Linked DNA regions of Mus musculus: regions 1 and 2 are each linked to region 3. Evidence: chromatin loops called from intact Hi-C (ENCODE). Cell type or tissue: left cerebral cortex. All regions are shown on one strand. Each heading gives the region's core, and the rest is flanking DNA. Links, peaks and the distances in the headings are about the cores only. Region 1 overlaps Kirrel3 (kirre like nephrin family adhesion molecule 3). Region 2 overlaps Kirrel3 (kirre like nephrin family adhesion molecule 3). Region 3 overlaps Dcps (decapping enzyme, scavenger).

Region 1 (10,488 bases), core at 1,569-9,568, 670 kb after region 3:
GGGTACAGGAGGGAGGAAGGCACTTACTGTGCTACAGGGAAGGGGGTAGAGAAAACTTCCATCCTGGTGGGGGAAGCTGAGTGCTGAAGGCAGGAGTTAGCTAGAGCTCCTGGGGGAGGGGCATCCTGGAAGGGGGAACACAGTAGCAAGAGAGCGTCAGTAGCTGAAATGAATGACTACACTGGAGAGCTGTGGGAAAATGGGGAGGGGAGTTAAGTAATCCCAGGTTAATTTTGATAAACTCTAGGAGTCCACAACTTCATCCTGAATGGTTTTCCCTCCAAAAGCCAAGGAATATCATGTACCTGTACAGAAGCCAGATCTCCTGTGTGTCTTTCTCCATCCCTACACACTTGGCTATGGACCCTTCCAAACTTCTTCAAGTATAAGGAGTGCCTCACGGTCCCAGATCAGGAGAAGTAATATTGTGACTTTAAAAACAAAATAACACTACAGTCTTAAGATCTGGAGGCCAAACTGTCTCCCACATGTGCCTGCTCTCTTTTTCTTCTGTCTACCTGCCTCCTCTCTTTCTCCCCATTTGTCCCCAGCCCTAAACCTAAGATCATCAACTTATAAAAGGAAAAGCCTACAGGTTTGGGGGTGGGGCTCTGTCCATGATGGGCAGGTCAGCACACTATAATGGGGCACAGGCAGTAGAACCCAGTCAGTCACCTCCTCACCAGGAAACAAATGAGGGGCCATCATCTTTTGATCTCTCTCAAGGACACATCCCCAAAGGTCCGAAAGCCTCTGCTGCACCCATTCCTAAACATCCACTACCTCCCTATAGTAATGCCCTGGAGACTATGACTTTAATACCTGGGTCTTTGTGAGCCACTCGAAAATCCACACTGCTGTATAAGTGGGATGAGAAGAGTGCCTTTGAGCACCACTGGCTTCCGTCACCCTCCTAGTGGCTGCTGGATTCAGCAACTCAGACATGTGGTTCCCCTTTAGTGATTTGGATTGAAGAAAGAGGCCCAGAGGCCTAGTGATGAGAACATCTATTTTTTTTTTTATGAATTGAAAAATAAAATGACAGTAAGCAGCTAGCAGATCCCAGTTCACAATGAAATGAATATCAATGTCTATGGTGGTATTGACCTTGAAGATTTTTTTTTCTCTCAAATATAAAATGAGAACTCTTGTGGTGCATTATGATAGACGTTCTGAATCTCTTCACTCTACAAAGCCGAAACTCTCCCTTTATGAACCTGTGCATCTCTAGTGTACAGCGCTGAGTTTAAAATAAACATTCTAAAGTGCAGGTGAAGACAAGCGATGCCCGAGCTTAGCTGCATTCTTCCCCGTCAGCGTAGATCACTACGCAGCTTTCCCCGTTCTATGGAGGTGGGACAGGCCTCAAAGTCCCATTGAGAAGAAGGGCTCTTCATTTATTTCTTCTAAGCTGTAAGGAAGGCAGTGATGACAGCCTGGCATAAGTGCCATGTCCCCATTCCCGTGTGCTTGATCTCACTGTGAGTTTGGGTTTCCTAGACTCAGGGCTCGCTCCGTGTAAATCCTTGGTTCCATTCTCTCCAGCGACAAATCACCCGAGGGTAATGTAATATGAAAACCATTAGCAGTAGCTCCCTTGAGTCACCTTAAATCCTCTGGTGAGAAGCATCTCTCAAACCTCTGTGGGCTCGGTGTCAGCAGTGTTCACGCAAGAGCCGGCGAGGCAAGAAGGCACAGACGCCAGATTCAGAACCGAGAAGCATCAAGTTCATTCAAATCCTATCTCTCTCTCTCTCTCTCTCTCTCTCTCTCTCTCTCCCTCCCTCCCTCTCTCTCTCTCTCTCTCCCTCCCTCCCCCCCCTCTCTCTCTCTCTGTATGTTTGTGTGTTTGTGTGTATGTGTGTGCACATATGTGTGTGTGTGGGGGGGGGGTCATTAAGGTACAGGCTGCTGGGCCAAATCCAAGAGTCTCTGATTTAGGTTTGAATCCTGAGAACTCTTTCTTCTACCCCCTGGATGCTGCTACTGGTGAACCAGCTGACCTGCAGCCTACATGTTGAAAAGCACTGTGACAGAGAAGCTGGGAGCCCTAAGAAGGCTGGAACACTCCTCTGACATATCAAAGAGTTTCCAGCTAAGATTACATACATTACGTTTGTATCTACCGATAGAGGGATATGTGACCACACCACCAGATCCCCTTTTCTCTGCAGTTGTGAATGAGCAAAGCCAATAGAGTTCACATCAGTTCAAAAATCAATGACAGGAGTGAAAAGGATAATCTAACTAAAACCTAAATAAATAACAGTAGAAAACTCTTAAACATTTTCCTTGGCATGAATTTGGTTATTGATCTTAGAACGCCTTCTAAGGTTGGGAAGGCAATGTAGGGTTTTGTATTATTTTAGCAGGAGACCAGAAGAGGAGGGTAATAACGGTTTCTGAATGGGATTTGATTCTGGGTAACTCTAAATGTTATTTTTTGCCTACAATGCATGAATACCTGTCTGTGAATTTTTTTTTCCTGCCCTGGTTTGGTGAAGAGAAAACACAAAGCAAATTTCAAGCCTGGAAAGGGGGCACTTGTGAGAGTTTGGAGCCCAGGCAACCATTGGCTGACAGTGCAGCTCGAATATCACCCCTGTGGCCGAGGAAGGGGCTCAGGCCACAGGATGAAAAGCCAGAATCTGACGTCTTCCATGGCAACATCTATCTGCCCTGCATTCTTGCTCTGATTCTATCTTAAAGGTGCTTTTAAACTCTCAGGGAACTTTCATGTTTCACTAGTTTATCATAAGTGTCTATCTTAAGCCAATATTATGATTTTAAGCATGGCCTAGGCAGATACGTGTCACCTTCCAAAGAGATTTCTAACACCAGGTAAGCTTTCTGCTGAAGCCAAAGTGAGGAGAATCGGAAGCCGAATGACATTCAGGCTCGCCCGCCTTCCAAGACTCTTTTTCACTTCTTTTTAATGACCATTATTAATCATTTCAGAACTATATAGTCTCCTGGCATTTTTACTATTACAGACTTAGAGGGAGAGAAAGGGGAGGGAGGGTGGGAGGGAGAGAGAAAGAGAGAGAGAACAATTTTGATGTCGTGAAATGCCTTTTTTGTGTAGAGTAGTATCATTTTCGGATCACAGAGCAAACACAAGCCTAACCTCTCCCTGGGCCAAATGGGGTTTAATTAAAAAAAAAATCTGTTGAAGGGAAGTTAGAGGGGAGGGAGTTGGGTGTGATGGATGCTTGTTAAGAAATGAGCATTTGCTTTTCTAAACATTAAGCTAAACTGGAACTGGCTGGCGGAGGGACAGAGTGACAAGCCACTTGGGAAGCTCCCCATATTGTCTTCATCCCTTTGTGCAGGAGAAGACGTTTCCTCTGTGTTCTCAGCTCTTCCCATCCCACGTAGACCTTACAGAAGAGAATCGCAGGTCACACTAGGTTGCTTGGCTCATAGACACTCACAGGGCTGCCAAAACAACATCGTGACTGATATCCTTCCCAACAACCTGGAAGACAGGGCTCTTAGGGTCTTCTATCCTGTCACTTGACAGTTATGTGATCTTCAGGCAAAGCCTCGGTTGTTATCATTAGCAAATGGGTTTAGCCATCCCTGCTTCACTCGGCTGCTACAGTGCTAAGTCAGAGAATATATACAAGGCTCAACCAAGGACCTGATCCTGAGACCTCAAGGATGCTTTTCCACAGCTGGTCCAGTTGACTCAGTAGCCACAGGTTTCAGGGAATATAAAAATACCAGACAGCAGCATCCAAGGCTATTACTGATCTGGCTGAGGTTTCTACTGCTTCTCCTTTCCCAGTCCACGTTCAGGGTGAGAACCCAAAGCTCTACTAGAAACCTGGCTTGTGAAAAGAATGGTATGCGACCAAGCTAGGGGACTAGGAAAACAACAAAGCCAAGGTCACATGTCTTATCGTTACAGCAAATCTTAATTTAGGAGGGGTGTCTAATATTTTCATCAGGTCCTAAAATTATACACAAAGACTAGAATGGTTTGTGATCTGGACTAAGGCTTTGACTTTTTTTATGCAAAAACCTTTCTGTTTTGACAGAAACTGCTTAGATGGTCTCTGCCATTCACCACTTAATCTCCCTGTTCACTGAAGACTAAATATCTTCTCTCTAACTTTGCTGCCTTCTATGCCTGGGAACAGCAGCTGGAAAGACACATTGAGCAGGTAACAGCTCACCTCATTGCAATAACAACAGCAATGGACGACTACAATGGTGAGTCCAGTAAGGAATGTGGTTTGGATTTAGGCAAACCTCACAGAAAATTCCACTAACAACCTAAATCAACAGAATGGTCACATGACATCCGATGACTTCAAGCAACATCAATGACCCGTTCTACCAAACACTTGGGTCATGCAGACCAGGCAAGACTGTGGTATACCCCTGACAATGGTCCCGTCCTTCCTTCATCACATCTCCACAACTTCAATTGTTGATGCATGGACTAACTTGGGAGGGGGGCGCTCAGGTACATCGCATAACTCTGAAGGGCAAGCTGGCACATTGGAGATTACTAGAAAGAATGATGGTAAGGAGTTTTGGGGCCACCCTCCTACCGTTTGTCCTGAAGAGCATAGTACAGTATACCTGCTTTTAGCCTGGCATTGACATTTTAGAAGGACACCCTATTAAACACATGCAATTGGTGGCAAGTTTCCTCGAATGGTGTCCCTCGAATTTAGTATCTCTTTCCAGAGATGAAAACAGAATTCACCTCAACAGCCTGCTCAAGGCACCAGGAATAAGGATACTACTTTGCAGCATGGGAACAGCACACCCACTTTGATGGGGTGTGAAGCACTTGGAACCATGGAGAATAGTAGAGGGTTCAGGACTAACAGAGCGAATGCCGGCTCAAGGAAGACACCTTCTGTGGCTAACCCCTCTGGGGGAGGACTGAGATTCAATACATTCAGGAAAAGCCCTCATTGCAGAGAAATGCTGGTGAACTGCAATTGCTCTATCTCCTTTGTGCAGTTCTTCCAGGACCCCTTGAGCATTATTAATTGAACCCACCTAGCTTTAGCCTCTTTGTGTAGGAATTCCTCTGAACATTCTACTTTCACTACCTAGTGGGCTCTGAAAAGTAGAATCCAGCCTCTCCCTGGGAGGTTAAACTGTGGCTACTTCTTCATCTGCACCCCTTCGGGGTGGGATGAGGTGGCAGAAGGGCCCAGCTTCAGGCAGCCCTGCTGTGCCTTAAACCACTGGGCACCCATCCCTCTGCAGGTTACGCTGGGCTCACTCCTTTGCAAGCGCGGCTGCTGCCACCATCAGGCTGACTTGGGGACTGCAATCTTCTTCGTATGTCTGATTCCCCAAACATTTTTGCTAACTCCCATCTCAGCAGTTGACTCTCTTAAAGGCTCAGCACCCTGTGTGAGAAAATGGCTTCAGAAGCAAGCTTCCCAAAGAGCTGAAGTTCAACTTAAACATGGAGTGAACCCTAACATTTATAACCAAGGCATAGAAAAGTGCAAGTCTCACAATATAGGGAACAGAGCAACTGGGGGATTAAGTGGTGGTTTCTCCTTAGTCGTCAGGGCAGCTAGGCAACTAGGCAACTAGGCAGCAGAGGATGAAAGCCTTCTTGTACAGTACTTGGATGCATACTTAACTTTTTGTTCCCTGAATGCTTACTTACCCAGAGAGTCAACTAAGCCCCAGTGTGACTCCGAAGCTGTCATAGCTCCCAGCATTGCCAAGGGTGACAGGTGGACTGTCACACTGCACCAGAGTGAAGTCACCTGTGACATTTGCAGGTGACTGACAGAAATGGGCACTGACATGCATTGGAGAACAGAAGGGCACAAGGGTTCCTTGCTGAAGCCCAGGAAGTGAGTGGCTTGCCAGGGGATGTTTCTCTTGGCAGCATCCCTGGTGACTTGTGAGCATCCGAGGTCTTCCTTGGAGAAATACCTTTAAATAAACTTTAAGCATCCCTGGGACTCTAACTTGGGCACTTCAACATCTTTATGTGTGCTGACATCACAGGTTCTGGTTTTTTTTCCCTTTCCTTAACTCTTATATTTCATCTGATAGTTTTGAATTTATTCAGAGACTTCTAGGTAGCCAATTGAATGCTAGACACTGGCGTGATAAAAGGTAGGATATTTTAACCAACTGATTATGATAAGCTCCTTGATTTACAGATATCTAAAGGTGGAAGTAGAGGTGGAGAAGAGAACAAGGGAAGTACACAAATGACTTCTTGACTACATTTCAGCCTTGCCACTTCCCAGGCACTAGTGCTCTGGAAACTTTGAGCCTTTGGGGTAAAGACAAACTTCAGAAATGTGTCAGAGTCTGGGATCATAAAGAACTAGGACTACAAGGCTGGGTTACCGTCTGAAGGTCAACCCTGGCACTGAGCTCCTCGATCTTTCTAAGGAACAGCTAAAATCCCCTCTTTATGCTTGGACACATATGGATGATTACCACAAATATACAAACGTGCAAGAGATAAAGCTTAGTAGGAAAGCATTTTCATAGTGAGGCCCACCTACAGTTCTGAGAGGTGTGGTGGTGCTGGTGGTGTGTGTGTGTGTGCGGGGGGAGGGGGGAGGTGAGCGATGAGAACAAGGTTTTCCTTCCATCCCAGCATCTGATCTTCTAATGCATAGTTTATGTTTATGATCTGAAGCAGCCGGAAGCTACCAGCTCCTCCATGAAGCACCAACCCACACAAAACAAGACTGGGAAGAACTTTGATCAGACATCACCTTTCTAGGGGCTGACAGCATCCAACCTGCCTCCGTTGCTATTTCGATAAAATGGGGTGCTACTTGTGCACTGTATTTCTGAAGATTTGCATAGATGCTAATTATCCTAGCCATCATTATGCAAACAGAGGTATTGTTACTACTATTATCATCAACACGGCCAAAAGAATTTGCTAGGTACCAAAGAGATCTTGAATACATGATCTACCTCCTAGAAAACTATCCAAAACAACCCAATTGTTGCTAAGAGGTAGAGTCCTCAACCACTCTTCTGTCCTTTCTTACCAGCTGGCGTCCTGCATTCCTGATGACCTGAATTCATCTTTGAAAACACTCACAATAGAGTCCTGCTCAACAGGCCAGCCTCAGACAAGACAGTCAGAAATCGAAGGCTTTGAAAATGCCGCTGACTAGTTCTTGTAGGACATTTAGGGGCTTTGTCCCCCCCCCCCCCCACTGAGCTTCCTGCCAGCTACCATAGGTTCCTGGAGAGAATAGGCACAGAAGACATGGGTAAATCTGAGGACATATATTCTCTACTCCTGAATGGAAGGCTCCTTTGCATGGGAGACTTGTGAAACATTTCTGACATTTGAATAGAGCCCTCTAAGGTGCTACCTCGGCTCCCCTGATGCCTACAGTTTACTTTTTCTTGAGAACAAGAAAGACATTGCCAGCAGAATGCCCCAGGGAAGCTTCTCTTCTTCCTCCCTTCTGACTTATTGTTCCTCCTCATTGCTGTGTTTGCTCTGTCCCTGTATCCTTCAGGGGTCTTCAGAAAGAGTTAACTCCCATCCCTCATATCCTCCAACCACCCATAGTTCAGGTGTCCCCAGCATTCCATGCCTCTGGTGCTTTGAGCTCTCCTCAGCACCTCTTATCTGCCTTCCCTTGGGTGGGCAGACCAACAGTTAACTAGGTTCCCCATTGCTATTTTATTGTCCACTTTCCCATATCTGAACATACCAGCCATAAAGAAAGATGATCTGGAAAGAGGAAAGTGTACTTCCACTCAATTCTACAAGTTTTCAGCCTCAGGGAAGTACAGAGACTACCAAGAATAACAAGTGAATCCCCACAGCTCTGATATGGAGAGGACGACAGACCCCAAACTACTAACCATCTTTTAAGATACTGACTTCATCCTGTCAATCCATCCTTAAAACATGTATCATGTTATTCACAGCCATGAGCCAGCCAGCTTTGCCTTCCCCAAGGCTCCTCTCTCCTTTCAAACACATCCATTCTAGGCTCTGCTGCTAAGTATGCCATATTCTCTTCAGTCCTCCTGCCTGTGCACACTCCCAGGTACAGCCCGGACTACTTGCTTCATGCTTTACCCAGAGCACACCTATACATCTTTTAAGAGCAAGCACGCATGGCATCTCTTCTGGACACCCTTTTATGATGCCCTGGGCTGTCTCTGCTGTTTGTAGAGCATCATTCTATAGCCTTCGTGGAAGTGTTGCCTCTCTGTCCAGAAATATGGCCTCACCTATTTCCACAGCAGTCTCTGACACCACACCTACCACACAGTAGGCCTAAAACCAGTGCTACATGAATGGTCTATAGCTGAGCTTCTTGTCACAGAATAACACTATTTGCTCGTAAAATAAGGAACAATCGACTTTGTTCCCTGAGACATTAGACCCTATGGAATGCCTGAGGGGAGAGTTGAAAGGGTAAAGGTCATGTGCGTTCGCTCTCCTATTTTCAGTTCCCACAATGTCAGCAGCGGTTGAGAAGAATCTCAACTAGAAACAGCCACCCCGTGCTTTTCCTCAAGGGAGCAGATCACCTAGGCTATTCAACTTGATCTGTCTAAGACAGACTCATGCAAAATCTAATGGTTAGTTCTAACCATCCAAATCCCAGAATCGGGCAAATTTGCTTGACCTTGGCAGTAGAGACACAGGCAGGTCTGTGTACACACGTGCAAGGGTGTAGGACGACATGCAGAGACTTCTAGATTGCCAACAGAAGCCCCTCAGGGTACGTGGGAAGTGTCTGTGACCACATCCTTGGCTGGTATGCCCAGGAAGGAGTAGATGATTGCTTCCCGCTCACTCACTAGAACCCACATGGGCCCCAACAAAAGAACGATGGAAGGCACACTATCCATCCATACTGGCCACCATTCCAAGGCATAAACTTGTTACCAAGCATACCCAGAGAATGCTGACATTTATTTAATCCTCATAGTAGCATTGACTGTGTACTCACTGAAACACTGTATGCTTGCGGAAGATATTTGTTTCCAAGCAGCTTATGCTAAATTGCCATGATATAAAGGAAACACTTATCCAATATTGACATTTACCGACTTCTGGAAGTATACCGCCAGAATTCTTATTCTTTACCTGTGGGAGAGGAGAAGGGGGCAGTGATAAGCATGCTGTTTGATGCTAAGCTCTGCAAAGCAGGATGTGGATCAAAGTGCATTTTGGTGTCTTCACTAAGCCTTCCTGTGACTTTTCACTCTACAGCACAGAGTGGGTTTGGAGGGGTGTGTATATGAGGTCAAAGTTCTGTCATGCTTAGTACTAAAATTCTGGCAGAAAGCAGAGCACAGCATCCCTTGTGTGCCTGGGAGAGAAGCATTTTAATGATCTAGAAGTATCTAAAGTCTCACTTGATGTGCATACCTAACTGGGTAAATTCTGATTTCCCCTCAGGGAAAGAAAATGCCACACAATGACATATGGAATAGTGCTATGTGCCAGTGAAGTCGGCTCGCACTTCATTCCTTGAACTGGAAATAAAGCCCTCTTCTATTTGCAATGCGGGTGAAGCCCTGAGAACCCAGGCACAGGGCACTGGCTCCCCTCTCCCTTACAGGTAGCATTGATGGCTCACTGAACTCCAGGCAGTGAACAGCCCCTAGCACAGCAGCCCCAGGTGAACCCTGAGGAACTAAGGATTCTGGCACATACATTGGCCTTGAGAAAAAACTGGGGCTACAAGAGCCACCCCTGAAGTGAGGATTGGTGCCATGGTGAATCAAGCATAGGTAAAGGTGTGTGCATCACTTCACCTAGCTCCTCTTCGATCGGATTAGAACAGGGCTAGGAACAGGCACAGGTGACATTCAGGGCTTCTCTGTCTCTTGATTGACCGTGATTTTAAAGATGTCTGAGTTGTTTTTCCACCTAGAAAACATCTTAGCATCTTCCAGTGATAAGAGCTGCTTGCAGCTGAGATCTTCTGCTTGCCCACCTCGCTCCCCCCACCATCCCCATCTCCATTAAGACCTTAAAACAAGTATTCTTGGCCCTTCTCTCAACTCCTCCATCAAAGGCAATTTTATTTTTTTTCTCGTTCCTGTTTCCAAAACAGTTTATCTTTTTTATCTCCTTGGAAGAAAAGTACTCTACAAATCAAAGGTATCATTAGTATTGTTATTATTTTGCTATTGAAATCTCTTGAATTCACTCTGGATTATTCATGTGCTTTTTTTGGGTCTGCAATATAATACTGCCTAAGTCACCCCTACTGGGCTAAACAAAAATGAAAAATTGCATCTTCAGGCCTAATCCACGGCTCCACCCCATCTCCTGCTGGTCCTGGCTTCCACCAACAGAGGCACACACACCAGGAAAGGCTGCTCCTTGGTACAATGCCTAGCTCACTGCTGCCATGCTCTGAGCCAGATCCTCCTTTCTGTACCCATGGCATCCTCTCGGTGTCATGCTATGATGCTGACCCCCCTCCCCTTCAACACACACCCCTGTGCCCCTGGGGAGCTTCTATTCCATCCTCA
Region 2 (10,488 bases), core at 994-8,993, 140 kb after region 3:
TTGCACACAGAGTCCTATCTACTGGAGAATGGATCATTGTTCCTTGTGGTCATCAGCTGAAAGAGTCTGTCTCATCCTCCAGCCTAGATTTCAGCACCCCCTCAAACCCACATCTCCCAGGAAGCACGCTTCAGTAACTGTTCAAAAAACCCTGACAAGAGGAGTTCTCACACTCCTCGGATTAGCTCGATTGTGCTGTGGGAAGGAAGGGAGAACACGGGGCAGGGGGTGAGGATGACGGTGAGGGCTCTGAACTGCACAGCCTGGCACAGGGTGTGTTGGGCCAGTTGTTCTCCAGGAGTTCACATTTTCCCTCTTTCCCTTCCTCAGCTCTGAGGACACTAGACTCTGATAGGCCAGTCCCACCACCAAGCGCAGAGGTATCAAGTCCAAGAACAGAACTGCAAGAATACAGACACAAACACCAAACAAAGTGGGGGCGGACTCCCAGGCAGATGCTCCTTTGGTCAGGGCCATTTCTCAGGCCCCAGCCTCTGCGGTATAGGCTATGCACAGTGGGGAGGCTGGGGTCTCCGGAGCAGCTCAGTGCTGGGAAAAAGTCCTCCGTTCCTCAAGGCTGCAAGGAATACAGACACCAGGGATGGCTTATGGGCAGCAAGAGGAGCTAGGAAAGTGGACGGCAGTTTCATAAAAGCAAAGTTCTAGCTGCCACGAGTGCCCATGGGAGGACAAGGTGGTTGAGGGACCTTTAGGGAAGAGCAAGAGACAGAGGCCCTGAGCACTATCCGCTCAGCTGCATACTCTCCATTTCCCACCTGGGAGCCAGATTTGTGCTTGATCAGAGCTTTGAAGGAAGGTGTTTACAGAGGTGCTCGGAGACCACCCCGGAGGTGGCCAGTTCTAGGGTCCTCTGCAAAGTAGCCCCAATCCTTGGAGAACGAGAATGTACCATGTCCTCCTCCTTGGCCCATCCCCCACCACAGGGCGTGGTCCTCAGACGTGAGTCTGCATCCGCCGCTGCAGGGGTCGGCTGGGGTCGGAGTTCTGGGAAGAGGACTGGGAATGGTGGGAAGAGGAGGCAGAAGCCTTGCTGGCCTTGTCAAACTGCACGTAGCCATCTTGCTTGCCGCTGCTGCTGACGCTGCTGTCACACTGCGTGTCCAGGAAGGAGCTGCTGTCGCTGAGGGAGCCCCTCTGAAACTCCCGCTCACAAAGCTCAATGGAAGAGCTGCCCATGCCCAGCACAAACCTCTGTCCATAGTCGTAGAGGCGGCCCTGGCCGCTCAAGGTGCTGTAGATGTTGGTGAAGGACATGCCTGTGGGCACACGCTGTTTGCCTGTCGGACGCAGGTCTGGCTGGCAGCTGGACAGGGAGATGGTTGGAGTTGAATGGTGTTCTTTGAAGGTGTTGACGCTGTAGTAGCCGTTGGTGGGGTCCTGGGTAGGCAAGAACATAGAGGCATTTTACCAGGGAGCCTTCACTGGCTGTGGCAGGGGGCCAGGCTGAGCAAACTTTGCACAGGGGAGGCCAGGAGGGAGGGAAGGATTGGAGAGGAAGGGTACTGACCAGGATACAACAAGGGTTAGCATGGCAGGGATGCTAGCAGACCCTAGCAGGTGCTCATTTGTCAGGAGGGAAGGTGATAGTGTCCTAGACCTGGTTTACAAGAGTGAAATGCAAGATCGTTTGAAAAAACAGCTTTTAGTTGTCTTTGTGTATTTATCCAGAACATGAATACTGACTTCTAAAATCTATTTGTTACAAGACCTCAGGAGGGGAGAATTGTAATAATTGATCCTTAAGTCAGTTTCTTAGTGTTGGGACAAGGAGAGCAGCTACTTTCAGTCCCTCCCCCTCAGACGGTGACACCTGTCCCCAGACTGGCCTTGAGCCCTTCCATTCTGCTGGCTGTGGGTCTTTGTTTATGTAAGGGATAGATGGGGCCATCATCTCTGTAGTCCGGACCCAGGACGGCTGCTCTTACCTTCAGGTTCTGAAACTCCTTCTCCTCTTCTTTGAGGACCTCCAGCTGTTTCAGCACCGAGTCTTGTTGGAATTCACCCCGGTCCATCTACAATCCAAAAATGGCTACTCAGTGCCAAGAAGGAGAGCTCAAGTCCACCTCCTCCCAGGAGAAGATGAAGAAATGAGCTCCAAGGATGGCCATTTGTATCCCCTGCATGTCTTAGACTGCAGAAAGGTAGGTGAAACAGCTGGATACAGTTCCAGACCTCAGTAATATTCCCGAAACCCTCATGTCAGGGCAGAGACAGGAGGTGGGGGTGGATGAAGCATCAGTATAACTGTGAGGCCATGTTTTCTTTCACTGGGCACGGACATCTCCAGACTTCTCATGTGAACATTTGTTGAAAACTTCTGGCCAGGCCCTGCACTAAGGGCCCTGTAGATACACAGTAAGATGTAGTACAACAGCTCTGCTTACCTGGGAGATGCGCTTGAGATCAACAGAACATCAACACCAGCTATCCAACAGGCTCTTATGGCGGTCTTTCAAATCAGTGCTAGGATGTTGGAAGGAATCCCAGTGGGGATGCTGGCAACATCAGTGCTATGGGTTGGATCTGAACTATCCCCCAAAGGCCATGTGTTCAAGGCTTAGTATTCCCATGATGTGGCACTATTAGGAGGTAGCGCTTAGTGGAAGGGAGTGAGGTCACTGGAGGTGTGCCCTAGAAGAGGCTACTGGAACCAGGCCCCCTCTTGTCTCTTCTTGCTTCCTTGGCCAGCATAAGATAGTCTTCTCTGCTGCATGCTTTTGTAGTGATATTCTGCCTTGATGCAGGTCTGAAGGCCACATGAACATGAACTGAAAACATGGGCCAAATCTCTCTCTGTCTCTCTGTGTGTGTGTGTGTGTGTGTGCATGCGCACGTGCACTTTGCATATGCAAGTCACAGTGTGGACATCAAATGACAATTATTTAGGTGTTGCTTCTGGGTTCAGACTCAGGTGGTCTGCCTTGAGCGTCACTGGCTTTTGCTCATGAGTCATCTTAGCTATGTTGGCCTTGTTGTTGCTGCTTTGAGACTGGGATTCACTTTGTAGCTCAAGTTGAAGTTGACATGTGGCAAATTTCCTGCTTCAGCTTCCTGAGTCCTGGGATTGGAGGTATGAGCCACTACGCCTCTTCTCCTCCTTTTTGTGTGTGTTGTGTATATAGTTCTGTGTAAAAAAGTTGTGTGTGTGTAGGTCAGAGGTTAACACTGAGTATCTTAGTTTTTGAGGCAGGGTTGATAACTGAGCCCAGAGCTCACCAGTGTAGCTTGGCTGGCTGGTCAGTGAGCACACGAGATCCTCCTGTCTCCACCTCCCCAAGACTTTGATTGCTGGTGTTTGCTTATTTTCACATGAGTTCTGAGAAAACTGAACTCAGGTCCTCATGTTTTTGTGTCAAAACACCATATGGACTGGGCCATCCCCCAGCCCTGATTTTCTCGGTGTTCTGTCATAGCAACAGAAAGCAAAATAGGCCATGCCTCTTCCTCACAGCAGTGACTCAAATGAACTGGAAAACTGTCTTCCTTGACAAGTGCCAAACAGCCTTGGGGGAAAGATCCTGCTCCCTTCCAATCCCCGGCACGGCACGCCTTGGTTTTAGGACCTTGCATACTGTGGTCACTGACCAGCACGCTTCTGGCCAAAGTGAATGCAGTGATTGGTATTTGTGTTGGAATGAGCAGCTGAACTCCAAATAGCTGAGTAATGAGGTGTAAGACCAGGACAAAGCTTCCACAGTGCATGGTGGATGTATAAAGTGACCAGGAACCAGAGGGATGCTATCCCCGGACACAAGGTGCCTCACTCCTGCAGGGCCACTCCTGGCTCAGGCTCCCACTCAGCCTATTGAGCAGGGTGTTTTGTTTGTCTCTTGCATCTCAGTCTTGTGGGCCAGCGCGCCTCCTTCCTGTTATTCCCCCACTAATTGCATTACGGTTTTTTTTTCACTTTTCCAGTAAATGTACTGATTTCATCTAAATTATTATTGTTCTTTCCCACCAGATATAAAGTCTAAGGCACTTCCCCTTGATGATGGAGTATTTCCCAGATCATAGGGTATAAAATCTCCCATTGTGGAGGAAGGGGATCCGTGAATATCTTCCCAAGGGACAGACTAGCTACAGAGTCTCAGCAAGTCCCTTCTGTCAAATTATCCCCTCTGCTGTGCCCCAAATTCTCAGGAACACCTGCCCTCTTCCTGAGGGTGTGGCTTTGAGACAAAAGGAAGACCTCCTTGGGAGAGAACTAAAGAGTCTACCAGGGATGAGGGGTGGACCTGATGAAGCTTAATTAGCATCATTCCTTCTCAGACGCGCGGGATGTGGTTTCCATCCTGTGCGAAGGAATGCTCTGTCAGGTTCTGTGTCAGGGAGACTCCAGGGAAAGATGCATGACCTTTGCCCTAGAGAAGCTCTGGAGTATCCTGAGAGGCTCCCTGGTCCAGCAGCAGGCTGTCAAAGAGGCTCAAGGGGAATGCAGCAAAAACTAAAGCAAAAACGCTGCACAGCTTGCCAGTGTGTGAGGAGGGGGCAGGCTGAGAACTTCTTGGAGAGGATGACGTTTGAACCAGTTCTTATTGCAGGGTATGAAATTTATCAGAGACGTCAACAGGGAGAAAGACCGTGGGTCTTTGATGTATAAAGGACTCCTAGACCAGGGATCACCCGTACTTAGTGTGTCTGGAAAGCCACACTATGTCTGGCTGGAAGGTGGAACTAGAAAGATTGGCAGGTGCCTTGAGGCAAAGGGCCCGATGACATGTTGGGTAGCTGAACTTCACCCAGCAGACATGGAAGCAACTGTGGGACTTCAGCAGATTGTCACAGGATCAGATTTACATTTAAGAGTCTCATTCACTAGTTCAGGCTGGCCTCAGGGTCATACAGATAATACTGTTTCTGCCTCCTGAGCGATGGAGTTATAGGCATGGGCCGCCAGATTTTTGTTTCAGAATGATACTTTTTTCAGGGCCGTGGAAGATGGATTGTGACAAGTGCCCAAAGCCAAGTCCTAATTGGGGGGGGGGGCGGGGAAGTGTTGCTGCAGTGGTTTAGGGGGCAAAGCCCAAAATAAGGCAGTGACTATGGAGGAGCGGTATGGAACACCTAGTTGAGACATATTTTGGAAGCAGAATTGACAGACTCTGAAAATCAATTGACTAGAGAAAGTATAACAGAGAGAAAAGTCAGTTCCACTCATGAAACCTTGAGCCTCTGCCAGGGATGAAGAAGGCAGCAGTTGCTCCCCATCTAGTGGGTGAATTTAGAGCAGCACAATAGTAAGCAACCCCCGGGCTCTTGCAGGCAGGTCTCTGCATTCCTAGATTCTGCACAGCCGATTCAGCCAACCATGGATCAAAAATATTTAGGGAAAATTGCCTGTATCAAACGTGCATATTTTACTCGCCATTAATCCTTAAGCAATATGGTACAGTAATTGTTTACACAGCACTTACATTACACTTCATAAGTAGAGATGATTTATGAATATGAGAGGAAGCAGGTAGCATCTGTATAAATGTTATATAGCATTTTATACTTGTACACATTCAGATTTGGGTATCTGGGAATTATAGGACAGAACTCTGCACATATGTCGAGGGAAAACTCTACTGTACCCCGTATGTACTCAGGTTGTTACCCTATAATCCTGATGATGGCTCTGTATATTACTGTGTTCATGTCCATTTCATAGATGGGGTCACTGGGGCTCAGAAAAGCCCTTGTCCTTTATTCCTTGCCCTCTTGTCACTGTTCCCAGATAATGCCACCACGATATAGTGTTCTGTGAGCTTCCGGCATAGTTGACTAGACTTCTGCCTGGACAGTTGGGAGGATTCGGGTTCTTGCAGAGAGGATCAGGAAGAGGAGTTGGCAGTTTGGTGTTGCTGGAGAAGTTTTGCATTTTCTTTTGGTGGATATCCAGTTCCCAAGAAGAAACCAGGGTTTCTGGCAGATGTGTGTGTGTGTGTGTGTGAAGAGGGAAGAGGAGAAAAAATGCATCGAATATCTATACCATGCCTCTCCCCATGTGAGTCTGCCTGGACAGTTGGGAGGATTCCAGTTCTTGCAGAGAGGATCAGGAAGAGGATCACATTGAATTCACATGTACGCAGCCACACATGTGAATTCAAGCACAGGTTCTTTCCTTACTCAGTGGTCAGGATCCAGGTCAAGAACTGCATCAAAGTTGTATTTGAATCTCCCCCATCACGTCACAGAGGCACAAATAAATGCTCATTGGCTGAGTGCATGCCCGGCTTACTTTGGGGGCAGGAGGGGTTTGCCTGGATGTGCTACCTGTCAGCAGTATGGAGAGCATCGGGAAGTCTGTGTGCTCAGGATGGAGTGGGGCATAGGCTGTGCTCTTACCATCAGCTGCTTTATGGTGGTGTGGTCCTCAGCCTCCCGGCCAGAAGATGGCTCCTTGTGCACAATTTCCACTCGAATATCATTTTTGGCTGATACAACACCTTTGAGATCTGGACATAAGATAGGAAAGTGTAGACAAAGAATTCAGTCCTCATTCTTAGGCAAGGCATGTCAACTGCCCCACAACCCCCTGCTGCCACCCTTATACCCCCTGATACCCGTTCCATCTCAGGATTTAACCTCCCCTCAGACTCTGAAACGTCAGTTTTGCAGGCCCCCACCCACAGAACTTCTGTAGAGATCGACTGTTGGCTGGAAGGGCCTCAAAGACTGGTTGTGTAGGCCACCTAGCTTCTGCAGCATGTCCTGTGGTTAGAGAGGTTGTCCTCATCCATCCCTCTATCTCATCTGGCTAGGATCTGTCACCCTGAGTCCCTTCTCACTTTGAGAAGTCTTCTCTGTCTGTTGCTGCCTGGATTTGAGCTCTCCAGTTATAGGGCCACAAATCTTAATGTTAAAAAGACCGTAAGGTCTTTCAGCCAATCCAGAGTACACAGAGGTCTAGCTACCCTGAACTACAGGAGCAGCCTGTTAGACAAATCTTGTTGAAATATTCTCCCTTGTCATATCCATGGAAAGGCAGCAAGGGAGGTTTCAAGGCTCTTGTGTTGGATTACCACAAGGTGGTAAGGTTGCTCAGCTGGGAATGGAGGATATGTGAGGGGGATAAGTAGCTTCCTCTAACAAGTGAAGGATGCAAGGTGATCATAGCTTGGCCTGGTGACTCAGTGTATTCTGATCCTAGAAGCTCAGAGGTGGTTGGGGTGATAAAAGCTATACCACCCAAGCCTCTAATATCACCAGTAAGGAAATGAAGGCTATAAATAGATGTGACTTGCCCAGGGCACTTCCTCTGCCATCCTACCTCTCCCTTACTCCAGAGTTGAGCCCAGTACAGAGGCCCCATGTCCATATGCTCTTTAAGAGTGTCCTGGCCCCTTAGAACTGTATTGCTAAAGATAAAAAACCTTGAAAAGCCCGTCCAGGGCAGTTCTTCACATGCTTTTGTGCCCTGTGTGGGCGGCTTGCTTTTCAGGCTAAGCTAGCAGTCTTTGCAGAGCAAGGAGGGTCAAGCCACCCTGTTCCCTCTGAGGTTTTCTATGCACTCCAAATAACAGTGCTGTGTGTCCAACCCAAAGTGCTAGTGGACTGTCCTGCTACTTGGAGGCCAGTTGAGTTCGGGTCAGCCTCAGTAGGGTTCCCACTTGCTGCCAGACACCCTCCAGGTGCATAACAGCACACCATACCCATCCCTGCCCCAGGAGCTCACAACATTGTTGTGGCCCCTGTTCTTTGTACTCCTGCTTACTTGCTCTCCTGGGCAGTCTAAGCCTGGCCTTTTTCTCTGTCCCCCTCCCTGAGATCCCGGGTCTCCCTCCCGTACTTCTCTGGGAACGGGCACAGCAGAAGGCCACAATGGTTGCCATTAGGACGAGGAAGGCCACGCCAGCTCCTACGGCCACCCCGATGATGACGGCCATTGGTACAGACTCTGCGGGAAAGAAACAGACAAGGCTGATGAGGGAAGGAGAAAACTACTGTCCTGCTAGGGCCCCACCCAGTCCCCCAGGTGCAGCCCCTGCCAAGCTGGGGCCAGACCACTGCCATGTGGGACTTTCCTGGGCATGCCTCGGTGGGCCTGGGCAGGCACAGTCAGTTCAATAGGGGGTTAGCTCTGGATAGGATTGTTGAGCCTGGGTACGGGATATAAGGTAGGTGGAGAGTAGGGAGGAGCCAGGGGAAAGGGGTAGATGCTAGAACAGGGTAGAGAGCCAGGGAGAGGAAAACTGGAGATGCAGGTCGAGGCTGGCCTAATTTAGCTCTCTTCAGCATTCAGGGAGGGATTTATAATGCATGTAGTGGTTAGTGAGTCATAAGTCCATGGCTTTCCTTTGACAACAACAACAACGACAACAACAACAAAGGCAATGGCTCCTGTCTCCTTACTTCCCTTTCTGTGGAACAAGGTGGGTACATAGAGACAACTCAGGGCTTTCAGCTCTGAGGCAACTTCCTCCTCTGGCCTGCTGGGAATCAGGACCTGCTGTGCTCCACACATATCCAAGCCTTGGGAGCAGGGGAGTTGCATCACAGCTTCCACGCTACCACAATGCTCAGGAGAAAGGGTCCTTTCTTTTTTCTTGACCTCCATACCCTTCTCCTCCAAGACCAGCCCTTCAACATCCACCATCTGCTTCCATCCCGAAAGGTACAGAACTGTCACCCTGGCGCAACCCCCAGTCTGCCTCTGGTCCTTGCCAAATGGGCAGGACTAGCAGGTCGTGCTGGGGGCAGGGAGTGGGGGTGGGGGACAGGGAGACTGCTTTTCTGTAAAGCAGATGGATGCACATAGGCCCCAAGAACATGACTTTAGGCCCTGAGTAGTCTATCTGTAGCTCCGAACAGCTCTTAGAAATTCTGAGGAAGGGTGAAACTGGATTATAATGAACCCAAGCCGCTCATTTGGGAAGGACACTGAAGCCCAAAGGTATCAGTGACTCCAGGTTCATGGACATGTGTGTGCCTTCTCTGTGTGAACGAGGTCAATCCAGGTCTCCTCATCCTCCTCCCAACTCCACCCCACTAATATCTGTGTCACATGGTGTTCTCCGGACTGCTGCCCGGTTGTGTCCCTTGCTCTATCACACCCTCTGAACATCTTACCCTATGTTTCCTTGTCTCTTGTCTGTAAAATGGAGTAGTAATAGTGTGCCTTTAGAGGTCTTTAAGGACTTTAGGTAGAAGAGTGAGAGGAAATGTCTTGGAGCAGAGCCAAGGGCCCAGCCTCCTTTAAATGTTTGTTCCAGTTTCTTTGTGGGAGGACAGTAGCAGACAGTAGCCTTAACTGAGAGGAAATTCCTCTGAACGTCTGAGCTCCTTCCCCACCCACGTTCATCAGTGCAGCTTGGATGACCCACAGAAGGCGAGGCATTCTGGAGCTCTGCTTAGAATATCACTGTTCTTTTTTTTTTTTTTTTCCTTTTGATGTTTTGGGAATGAAACTCAGGGTTTCACGAATACTGAGTGCTCTGCTCCCTGACCCCTGTTTACTAAATAGAAGGAAACACTGACATTCTGGCCCCCAAGCTGTTGCTGTGAGGTAGGGGGCACCTATTCGACAGGCCTGGTGTCACAGTACCCCAGAATTCGCACACGAACTCTCTCTTGTTACCTACCTATTTGTTAGTGGCCACGACCTACAGAGGTGACAGGAGGTGACCAAGAGGAAGTAAGGATGGCAAAATCCCAAGGACAGAAAGGGTTGGACTCAGAAATCAGGACTAGGAAAGAGGAGATCTCAGCCAAGCTGACTTTGGCAAACAGGTGTTCCTAGTTAAACCTCATTAGTCCTGTGGTTTGGATTTCTTTATTTTGTGTTTGCTCTAGCACTTGTGGGATTCCTAGTGAGTTTCCTAAGGAAAACTCAGGGGTATCCCTTCTCCTCTCAGAGCCAAGGCATACTATTCTCTCTTAACATCCCCAAGCCTCAACGTTCTACCCATAACCCGGGGAGCTGAGGCAGCAGAAGTATGGCTACTGCTGGCTTGGCTCCTCCAAATCCACATTTTCTTGCACTGTTAATAGCAGGGGGTGCGTGTATCTTGGGTAGGCAGGGGCAGAGGAGAAGGGCTCCTTGAAGGCCGGTGGCATCCCTTACTTTTCCTGGCCTCTTGGTTTCTGACTTAGGACACTTTTGTCAGGCCATTTCTTTCTGAACATTCCTTTGAGAGGGACTGGGGAGGGATAGCCGTCCTTAGCTTCCTCTTCATCCAAAGAAGGGAACTGGGCATGCGGGAGTCTTAGCCACCAGAGGAGGAAGGAATATGAAATAAGTGCCTCACAGGACCTGGACCTCTAGAGATCTGAAGATGTAGGTGGTAGATAATTGCGTGCTGCCTCTGGATAGACCACAAGGGCTCTGGTGGATGGTTGTAATCTAGATTGATGCTCTGAGCAGGGCGTGTGTGTCCAAGGAGCGGGGAATGTAGACTCTACATATAGCTCATTAAAAGAGTGACGGAGGCCAGGAAACCAGTGTGGGCAGAGAACTGAGAGGACCCTCAGGCGTTGGCCAGC
Region 3 (10,488 bases), core at 972-8,971:
TGGGCTTTAAGACCCTCATCCTAGCTGCCTGGAAGCCAGTATTCTGCTAGCAGCCTCCAGATGAAGATGTAGGACTCTCAGGTCTTCCTCCATGCCTGCCTGGATGCTACCATATTCCTGCCTTGATGATAATGGACTGAACCTCTGAACCTGTAAGCCAGACCCAATTAAATGTTGTTCTTTATAAGAGCTGTCTTGGTCATGGAGTCTATTTACAGCAGTAAACCCTACTAAGACAACAGCTGAGAAACTTTTCTTCTTTTGTAAAGAAAGGTCTGGGAATTTCTACAAGGTTTTGGATTAAGATGCCTTTTCTAGGAGAAGAAACGTGAGTGTTGTACTTCCTCAGAAGGGAGCTCTTAAGGAAGCAAATGCAGATGTTGCAATTTAAGAGACCCTGGAATTGAACCAGGCAGTGGTGGCGCACGCCTTTAATCATAGCACTTGGGAGGCAGAGGTGGGCGGATTTCTGAGTTCGAGGCCAGCCTGGTCTAGAGTGAGTTCTAGGACAGCCAAGACTACACCCGTCTTGAAAAACAAACCAAACCAACCAACCAACCAACCAACCAACCAACCAAACAAACAAAAAAGACCCTGGAATCACAATCACAAGTGCTGGGACTTTTTAAATCTTGTGAGTGTGTGTTTGTATGTGTGTGTAGGCCAGAGTACAACCTCAGGTATTGTTTCTGTCTTGTTTATTACTTGTTTGTGTTGTTTTCTGGCACAAGGCCAGCAGGCCCCAGGAGTCCACTTATCTTTGCCTTCCCAGTTATGGGATTTTAAATTACACCCCCCCACACCCCCCCTCCCCCTGGTTTCCAGACAGGATCTTGCTCACACCCAGCTTTTTCACATGGGTCCTGTTAAATGGACACTCAGGTCCTCCCACTTGCATGGAATGCATTTTATTAATTAAACTATTTCCCTAGCCCCAAGTGCTTTCCTAGTGATACCATACTTGCACCCACTGACCCACTGATGGTATCTCTGCTTGCAGGTGAATGAGGACTCTGGGGATACTCATGGAGAAGATGCGGTTGTGATCCTGGAGAAGACACCATTTCAGGTAGAACACGTGGCGCAGCTCCTAACGGGGAGCCCTGAGCTCAAGTTGCAGTTCTCCAATGATATCTACAGCACCTATAACCTGTTTCCTCCAAGGCATCTGAGTGGTAAGCAAATGCTGGCTGAAGTGGTTGCGTGTGGGGAGAAGGGGTGGCGGGACTAAGGGCTGTGGTGCATAGAGTCTTTCAAATTTGAGAATTCTAGGACAGTGGTTCTAAGGGGAAGAGGGAGGGTGTTTCCCTCCAGAGAACCTGGCAATCTCTCAAGACAATTTTGGTTGTTGGAACTGAATGTGTATGTGCCACTGACATCTAGTATGTAAAGGATAGGCTTGCTGTGAAACATCCCACAATGTACAGGTTGGCTACCACGGCAGAGAACTGCCATGGATGCTAAGGTTGAGAAATCCTTCCTGGTCCAGTATATTTGGGTGCAGTAATTCTGATTCATGGGATGGAATAATAAATCCATCTGTTTGTGAGCATAATTGATCATTTCCAACATTTTCTTTTTAAAGATGTATTTATTTTGTTTATATGAGTACACTGTAGCTGTCTTCAGACACACCAGAAGAGGGCATAGGATTCCATTACGGATGGTTGTGAGCCACCATGTGGTTGCTGGGAATTGAACTCGGGACTTCTGGGAGAGCAGTCAGCGCTCTTAACCACTGAGCCATCTCTCCAGCTCAATTTCCAACACTTTTAACACCCTTACTATTATACTAACTCGGGATATAGTATTTAATACATTTAATTCATAGAACAGCACTGTTGTGAGAGGGTTTTATAGGTAAGGAAATGGAGGTTTGGAAAGCTAAGTAACCAATTCAAAATCACACAGCAATAGGTGGCAGGAAAAGGAAGTGTTTCAGTGGGCTGAGCTCTCACCACACTCTGACACCATATGCTATGTTCCGTGCTGGGTGCTGCACACGTTGTTACTCCCTGAAGAATCCCACATTCCGCTAGAAGAGACAAACAGCGCGATCAAGCAGGATGAATTTGAGTTGAGCAGAAACCTATGGCTAACAAACGTTTGTTTTTGATTGAAAATATTTGTGTGGGTGTGTGTATGGGTGTGTGCATATATGTCTGTACACTGTGTGTGTGCAGTGCCCACAGAAGCCAGAAGAGAGTGTTAGGTCTCCTGGGACTTGAGTTACAGAGACTTAGGAGCTGCTATATTGGAGCTAGGAATTGAACTTGAGTCTCTGGAAGAGCAGCCATTGCTTAAATACGGAACCGTCTCTCTAGCCTTGAAAGCATTTTTTAATTTACCAAAAAGGTAATCATTCTGTGCCTCAAGAAAGACATGATATGTCAAGATCTTGTAGGCAGTATATGAGGGATATGGGTTGACCTTCATGGTTCCCATCCAGGAAGTTCTAAAATGCTTTGGACACATGGTGTGTTGTAATTTGCCCCTCAGCGTTTAAGAACAAGTCAGCTTCCCAGATATCCTGTCCCAGTGTCATTTTCAATAGTATTTTCTACAGCTCTATAACTGAGGGCTATTGTTATTCTTTGAAAATGCATGTGATCACTTGATATAAGACAAGCAAACCTTTCAGAGCAGACAGCACAAGAGCCTCCTTTTCTCTGAAAGATAGCCAGATTTTTTGGCTTAAGTTGATGGAAATGGACAGCTGCATTTATTTTCTTAAGTGTTGACCTTTAAGCAAATGTATTCTTTGACGCGGGGCAGCAGCATGACAGAAGGCACTGTAGCCAGAACTACCTGACCTAAAGCCACCTAGGCCATTGCTTACTGTCATTCCACTTGTCTCCTCCCAGCTCTTCCACTGACATCCCCATCCCTAGCCAGAGCCCACAAGGTCCTGTGCTGAGATCACCCCTGGTGCATTCACAAAGTCTTCCTCCCACCCCCTACCCTCCACCCCACCACAGTACTTCTGCGACACTGCACAAGATGAGTATTGAAAGTGGCAGTTGGTGAGGGCTCCTCCTGACCCAGTCCCACGTGTCTCCATAACCCTTTCCCCATGATCACCCAAACCTACCTGGGATGGGAGCTCTTCTCTCCCTGTCTCCTTAGCAGATGGACTTTGTTTTGTGGGCTTGCCTTCCCTATCTAGTCCTAGCATGGAGATTTGGAAGTCACAACAGTTGGATTCAGGGCCTGAACTGTGCTTCTCCCTTATTGACTTATTTATCCTGCCCATGGGTGACTTTATAAATAATAAGTTGGCAGATTCATTCTATAAAGAACCAAAGTAAATATCCTAGGCTTTGTGAGGCATGAGTGGTTTCCTCCTCTTTGTTTTTCTTTCTCCACACCTCTAATAATGAATGTATCACTTCCAGCTTGCTGGGTGTTCACTCAGGTGGTAAGTCAAATAGAACCCGCTGGTCATCGCTTCCCAGTCTGTTTTCCAGGTTTTTGCCATTCAGAATGTGGTCTGTGGAGTGGTACTGTGAGCACCACCTAGGTGCTTCTCAGGCACAGAATTCCAGACTCTATTGCAGACTACAGAACTCAGCCCTTGTGCTAGCTGGACTTCCGTACAAGTCATATGGACATTATAGTTAGAAAGATATTAGTCTTTAAAAGACACTGTTTGCTGGGGATGCCTGCCATTATTTCTCATTCTTGGCCTTTCCAAAAACCTTCAGCTGGTATTGAAATAAATTTGTGGTTTGCATTTGAAGTTCTCATAGGTACTGCATAGGTGAAATTCAAGAATATATTTGTGCATTATTCAGAAGCAGTCAGCATCTATTTAGTAGTAGTTACTATGATTATTTTGGTGTGCTGGCCTCAGTGCTAAGTACCGTTGCTTCAGAGTCCAGTAAGATGCTATCTCTGACCTTAGGCATGTTTAGGGCAGGGCAAGAGGGCTGTGAGTTATTGTGAAGAGACAGAGAGACAAATGCTGTGGGTCCTCCTACCTGAATGGAAACTTTGGATAAGAGTTCAGCTTTGGGCATAGGCCTGTAGTCCTAGCTCCTGGAAAGGTGAAGCAAAAGGCTCAAATGTGTGGGCCATAGAGGGAGTTCAGGACTGGCCTGAACAATTTAGTGAGATGCTGTCTGAAAATAAAAAGTGAAAGAACACTAAGGTTGTGGCTTAACAGTGGAGTGCTTGCACGGGTCTGAGGCCCTAGGTGTAATCCCCTTTACTACATGTAGGAAGACAGGCAATCACGTCATAGGCGGTTAAGGAGAAGCTCTTCATGTGCTGGTCTTTGACAGCTTGTCTATCTCCCAGTGCTTGACAGTTGTGGTAGCAACCATGCAGCCGGCAGGCATTCAAGCATGCAGACACAGTGTTCCATCCAGTCCTTGTTCAGGCCTCAGATATCAAGACCCTTAGCTCAGAGTGTTAGAGTTCTTGTGTAAGTCAGTATTCCATAGCATTTGATACTAGCCAGTGTTGCAGCTTTTGTCTTAGGGTGTCTGATAATGTTGATTTTAATGAGTTCATGGTTTCCAGGAGCTCTTCTAGCGAACAGAGCCCGTAGTTCCTCCTATCTGTCTCCTTATTAGTCTTTTATCCCTTTTCACCTCTGCCCCTTCTTGTCTTCTCCCTTCTTAAAAAAAAAAAAATTTGTATTTTACATATGTGGGTGTTTGTTTGCATGTGTGTCTAAGTACCATGTGTGGTCAGTGCCTTTGGAGGCCAGCAGAGGACATTAGATTTCTTGGAACTGGAATTACAGATAGTTGTAGGGATCACGTGGGAGCTGGGAACAAACCCTAATCCTGTAGAGGAGCAGCCAGTGTTGTTAACCACTGAGTTGCCTCTCCAGTCCCCGTCTCTCTTCTCGCTTCTCTCCCCCTCCTTTGCTCTGTCCACTCGTGAACTGTCTGGCTGCTGCCACCCTGGCCACTGTGCTGTGCCTGTTGCTTTTTCTTTGTGTTTCCATCTCTGCTCCATTAACAAAAGTAGGCAAGAAAAGACCACTTACGAGAGGACATTTGTTGGGAATAATTGGGCAGAAGAATGTCTCCTAGCCTATCTGCTTATAGAGCCAAGGAGGGGATCATGCAAATGAACGTTTGTGTCCCCATGAATTGAGGCATTGTTCCTCCTGTACCAGTCACAGCAGCCCCTCAGCATCCATCAGGATAATTGTTCTCTCTAGCCCGAATAGACCTGGTTACAGAATATCACAGCCTACTGAGGGTTGTGATGGCAGGAACTCGGATACAAACTGTTTGAACCGGTTGTGGCTGGAGCTGCACCTTCAGGAGCTGGCAATCATTTCTCAGTTTACTTGAGTGAACTGAGTACTGCTCACAGCCAGAGAGGGAATTGGGGGAAAAAAAAATCACAGCACACTTCACATGCACAAGTAGTCCTTTTGCTAGGTCATTAGAATTAGTGACCTGTGGCCTCTGGCCTGTGGGTAAATGATTGCCAAGTCCTCTAGAGTTCAGCAATGTAATAGAAAAAAAAAATCTAGTCATAAACTATTTGAAATAGCCAAAGCTAGCTGGGGCTGCCCATCAGGAACCAGACAATTAGCTGTAATTGTTGTATAGTTTCTTCATGCCATCCCCTGGAACATTTAAAGTGGTCAGCGTTGCCTGGCTGTTTGACTGACCTTTGGTTAAGGCAGCTGGGAGTCCAGCAACTTGAAGTTACAAAGTCAGGTTGCCCATTACCCAGAGGCTTGACTTATTTACAGAAAAATGAACATTAGAAGGCATGTTTACTATAAGGGCTTGCCAAAATTATTATTAGCACTGACATAAATTTTAGCATATTTCAGCAGTACAAGGAGAATAACTGAAGTATCCACAGATTCCTTTTTTTTTTTTCCCTTTGGGACAGGCATTCCATAGCCACAAGGTGTCAGTGTTACCAAAGTATTCTGACTATTAGCTCTCCAGCACCAGGCATCCTAGTCAGGACCTACCTAGAGCCTGTGTGACGCCCGCCCCTGCCTCCACCCCTGCCCTGACCACCCCCCCCCCCCAGTCCCCCATGCTTCTCTGTTCTCAGCTTCTGAATTACAGCTCACTGTGGCCTATCCCATGGACCTTAAAGTGAAATTCCTGCAACTTTAGTCCTCTGTGCCCAATACACTGTTGTATCTTTTTTTTCTGTTTGTTTGTTTTTGTTTTGCTGATCCCTGGCTCTTCTCAGCCTTTTCTAAGCAGGCTGCTGTCCTGGACTCAGCATCAATCATGTTTGATGGATTTCTTTTGGTATTTCTTCCATGACTGGTGATGTTTTCCTCTTATGCAAACCTGAGAGTATGCAGTCTCCTCTCCCATTTTTTTCCCTCCAGATTCTCAGCTCACCAAAGTAAGTAGCCTAGAGTTAGTCCCTCATGGTTCCTTACACCAGTGGCCCAAGGAGGGAGCATGGGCTTGGGAACTAGGCTTGCTTAGGCCATGTCCCAGAGTTAATCCCTAATAGCATCGTTCCTCTGTACAGCCACAGCAGCCCCTCTGCATCCATCAGGATGGAGGTTCCCTTTCTAGCCTTAGACCTGGTTATAGGATATCACAGCTTACTGAGGGTAAGGAGTAAATGTGGGTTCAGGCAGACTTGGGGGGTGGAGGCCTGGCTCTGACATCGGCCATTGGAAAGGCCCAGGGCATTCTTGTTCACTTAACACTTGAAGTTCTGCTCTATCCAGATGTTCTAGTAGGTGAGTCCAAACAGCATGTGTCAATTGTCTTTGGGTTTTGAGGGGAAGACAGACAGCAAACAAGTGAACAGTGTCTGAGTGGCCCTGGGCAGAGAGCTGCCCGGGCTGTGCAAATGAAGGCCACACACAATCAGAGCGAGACCTGATGACTGAGAAGGAGCCAGCTCGAGAAGGATGGGTGTTCTAGTCTGGAACAGAAAAGAGGCTCTTATGCTGGAAGTGCAGGTGAGAGCAGTGACTGCAACATGGGCACAGGAAGTGGACGAAGTGACTTTAAGAATTGCCTTTGTTGGGCTGGCGAGATGGCTCAGTGGTTAAGAGCTCCAACTGCTCTTCCGAAGGTCCCGAGTTCAAATCCCAGCAACCACATGGTGGCTCACAACCATCTGTAACGAAATTTGATGCCCTCTTCTGGAGTATCTGAGGACAGCTACAGTGTACTTACATATAATAAATAAATAAATCTTTTAAAAAATTGTCCTATGGTAATGACATAAAAAAAAAGTCTAATGTTCTAAAAAAAAAAAAAGAATTGCCTTTGTTAACCCGGGCTAGTAACTGAATACATCTCAATGGGACCATTAGGAAATAGATAAAAAGGAAGTCTTTTACAACAGATTTTAGTCTCTGTCCTCAGTGAGAGGTACATTTTATTTTATGGTTTCATACATACAAATAAATGCACATGAATATTAGTGGACCAGAAGTTTCACAAAACAATACAACTTTATGATAGAATCACCAGTATTTATTTCAAGTCTTGTTTCCTTTTTGAAATACTGGGTTAACCTCCTAAAGTGATGCCACGGGTTCCAACCCACTGAGATAAGTAAGGTGTACAAAGTTCTTAACACTGCAGCAGGCATATGGTACAGATTGAAGAGTGTCACTATCACGACTGTAACAGTAAGTTATCTCTTAATGTTTTTACAGCTTCCCCAGTATCTGATCCTTGACAGATCACATAGGAAATGTGGCTGGCCCTGACCATGGCAGGTGGTAACCATGAAGAGCCTGTGGGCCAGTCTGTTGGCATCTCACATGGTTGATCTTCGTGTGTCATCCTGATAGGGCAGAGCCTATGTTGGCTACTCCTGCTGCTGTGGCTCCCTATTAATGGAGTCTTTCTTTGAGGTCTATGTTTCCTCTCACTCAGAGAAGAAGGGGGAGATAGTGGTGAGAGGTGTGGCTCAGAAATACAGGCGACCTTCTAAAAGGCCGATTGTTTACCTGTTATAAAGCAGGGTGTGGAGTCTCAGGTTTACTGGAGGAGACTGGAGGCTCTGTGTGAGAGGCCTAGACAGGGAGCAAGGGATGAGATCTTGGGAATCACTCTTTTGGTTGCCTAAATCACTCAGGACTTTAGCCACAGGCCAGGATTTTCTACTTTGTATTCTTTACAGAGGCAAAACTCAAAACTCTGGAGAGAGGAGAAAGGATTTGTTTGGGAGGAGCATTTTAAAAGATTAGCTATTCTCAGAAGAGTTTCCCTGGCAGAGCTGTTTGTGATAGAAAAGACGAGACTTAGTCAAGTAGCAGTAGAGAAGGTGGATAGCCTGGTACAGTCTCAAAGTGGACAACCTCTCTCTGGCAATGGAAATGAACTATAGCTGCCTGTATTCGTGGAGGCTAAGTCATCAGGTGGGGGCAAGAAGTCCACATGATGCGATTCTGAGGATCAGGCTGATCTAAACAGTATGGTGCTTAGGTATGCATGCGTCCGTAACAATGCTGAGAAGACAGTAAAGACACACACCCTGAAATCAAAATGGTGGGGAAGAGCCAGGAAACTCTACGTTATGAATATCCTTTTTATTTTAGTCCCTACATGGTACATGCTAGACACACACACACACATACACACACACACACACACAGACACACACACACACACACACAGAGAGAGAGAGAGAGAGAGACTGAGACTTGCTTTTTATGGATACGAATATGTTTCCTAGTTAATAGTTAAGAAAAACTGGCCCTTTTTTAGGTGGATGAAAATATTTTCCCACACATTTGAATGGCTCTGTCATCATTCTTGCTTTTTTTTTTTAAAGTCACTATTGTTGAAAGTGAAAGTGTTGAGTTTCAGTCTTCGAGATTTTGGACATTATCAGGCTTTCGTTTCTGCATGGCTCCTCTTCTCTGGGGCAGGGGAGCGACCAGGCTAGATTATTTTACCTCCTGTGGATAAGGGAGCCCTATGCTATTTTGGAAGGTACCCCAAGATGATACCAGTCCTGATCGAGTGGAGCAGTGTGGCAGGTCCTCCAGCCATTGGAAGAAGCCCAAGTACCAGGGTCTGTTGGTGTCTCTCCAGCGCAGACTGGCACAAGCCTCTGAACCTATCCGCCGTGATGTCCTCGGCAGCCCTCCCACTGCAGCTGAGCCAAGGGACAAGTTACATGAACAGTGGCCAGCAAGGAATGGCTTGCCAGACAAGTCTCAGCCAAAACACTCACAGCATGCCATGGTCATCTAACATGAGAAATACTGTAGGCTTACAGCCATCGAACCAGAAAACGTCACTGAATTGTGGAGACTTAGTTTCTCTGAACGACAAGTGGGGAATCAGAAGGCTGGCTTGCCTACCTAAGAAGGTTTCTTTACCATATGAGATCATGGAGTCTCAAGTTGAATGGAGATAAAATGCCAGGCTTTATTAGTAAATAGCTCTTAACTTGAACTGTTCAGCAGAAAGTCTCTGTGGGAGGGTCGGGCATTTGTCAGAGTCAGATGTGTAGTTACCTGATCAGATAATCATCAGATAGCACCAGGAGGCTTATAATGGGCATGAACGGACCCCTACTGCTGTGCCCCCTTCCCACCTCACTTCTCAGAAGCAACCACACCATGACCAGTGTTACGGAGACCCTGTCTGAAAAAGAAAGGAAGGACGGATGGAAGGAGGGAGAGAAGAAAGGAAAGAATCAACTCCTTTGCCTCCTTTTTCATTCCCTGCACTCCCAGTCTTTATCTATCTGCCTTTGGAAGGCTCAGTGTCTTTAAATGTAGCTGGTTTTTGTTTTCTGGTTTTGTTGCTGTTTAATGCAAATCAGGGGAAAGGATGAGTGTGTCCAGCTTTCCCACTGTCTCTTCTGCCTTCTGCCACCTCCTTATTTCCAGCACTGCCTTTTTAGCTAGCTGTCAGTATGCTTTGTTACACTGTCTTGTGTAGTTCTTGTAGCACCAGGGATCGAACCTGGTGCCTTGAGCATGCTAGGCAAGTGCTCTACCACTAACCTGTATCTCCAGACAGGATGGGTCATCTTTCATGCTTTGTCTCAGTATTGGTTCTAAGTTGAAAAGTCATTGAACAGCGCTTTCCTTGCTTTGGCATATCAGTAGCATTTGCTGCATGCCGAAGCAGGATGCTGGTATTGTACCTTCTCTCCTACCTTCACAGTGGATATCACCATGCTGTGTAGAGTGCCTGTGACTCCAAGGTCAGTGATTCTCATTTCCTAGGTTCCAGTAGATCCTCCGAATCATACTGCTTTTTAGTCAGTAACATTTAGTCAGTAACCAGTGGGTTTTTACAGCTTTTACGTTTTTGCATGGTGTTTCTGGTTGCCTCTCTTCACTGTGTTTGGAAGAATGCTATGGCCTTTCTCCCTGCTCCTGAAGTGACTCACACATTGGTTTCAGTTTGGTAATTCATTACATGGCATACGCTACCTTTCCGTTTGCAGGAAGCCCTTTCCTGCTCCTCCTGTCTGGACTGCCCATGGTGCCGGCACGCTATGCAGCTCTCAACCAGAGACTTCTTTTCACATTTTCTCTAGGTCAGACTG

The links. A loop is a pair of places that touch in the nucleus more often than their neighbours do. Peaks named below come from ENCODE experiments on the same cell type or tissue, not always from the same donor. Only the 100,000 strongest peaks of a DNase experiment are listed, where the experiment ranks them.
Region 1: it touches region 3 in a loop (3.0-fold over the local background); 16 of 42 quality-filtered maps call a loop at or near these places.
Region 2: it touches region 3 in a loop (9-fold over the local background); 17 of 42 quality-filtered maps call a loop at or near these places.

What each region holds. Positions count from the first base shown.
Region 1 is chr9:34,493,619-34,504,106 of GRCm38, reverse strand. The region is part of intron 1 of Kirrel3 (kirre like nephrin family adhesion molecule 3); the gene reads right to left. Among named protein-coding and RNA genes, the nearest start is that of Kirrel3, 10 kb to the right of the region's middle. In left cerebral cortex, for the core only: a CTCF peak has its summit at 5,279 (motif pointing left); a DNase peak (open chromatin) is centred at 5,283.
Region 2 is chr9:35,025,747-35,036,234 of GRCm38, reverse strand. Kirrel3 (kirre like nephrin family adhesion molecule 3) reads right to left here. Exons shown (of 17, transcript NM_001190911.1): 14 at 7,796-7,903; 15 at 6,352-6,461; 16 at 1,947-2,033; 17 at 1-1,398. The coding sequence ends at 955. Among named protein-coding and RNA genes, the nearest start is that of Kirrel3os, 23 kb to the right of the region's middle. In left cerebral cortex, for the core only: a CTCF peak has its summit at 5,230; a DNase peak (open chromatin) is centred at 5,224.
Region 3 is chr9:35,161,764-35,172,251 of GRCm38, reverse strand. It overlaps Dcps (decapping enzyme, scavenger), which reads left to right. Exons shown (of 6, transcript NM_027030.2): 2 at 1,001-1,175. Among named protein-coding and RNA genes, the nearest start is that of Dcps, 9.0 kb to the left of the region's middle. In left cerebral cortex, for the core only: CTCF peaks have their summits at 1,654 (motif pointing right), 4,708 (motif pointing right) and 5,857 (motif pointing right); DNase peaks (open chromatin) are centred at 1,983, 4,853, 5,062 and 5,871; H3K27ac peaks cover 1,830 bases.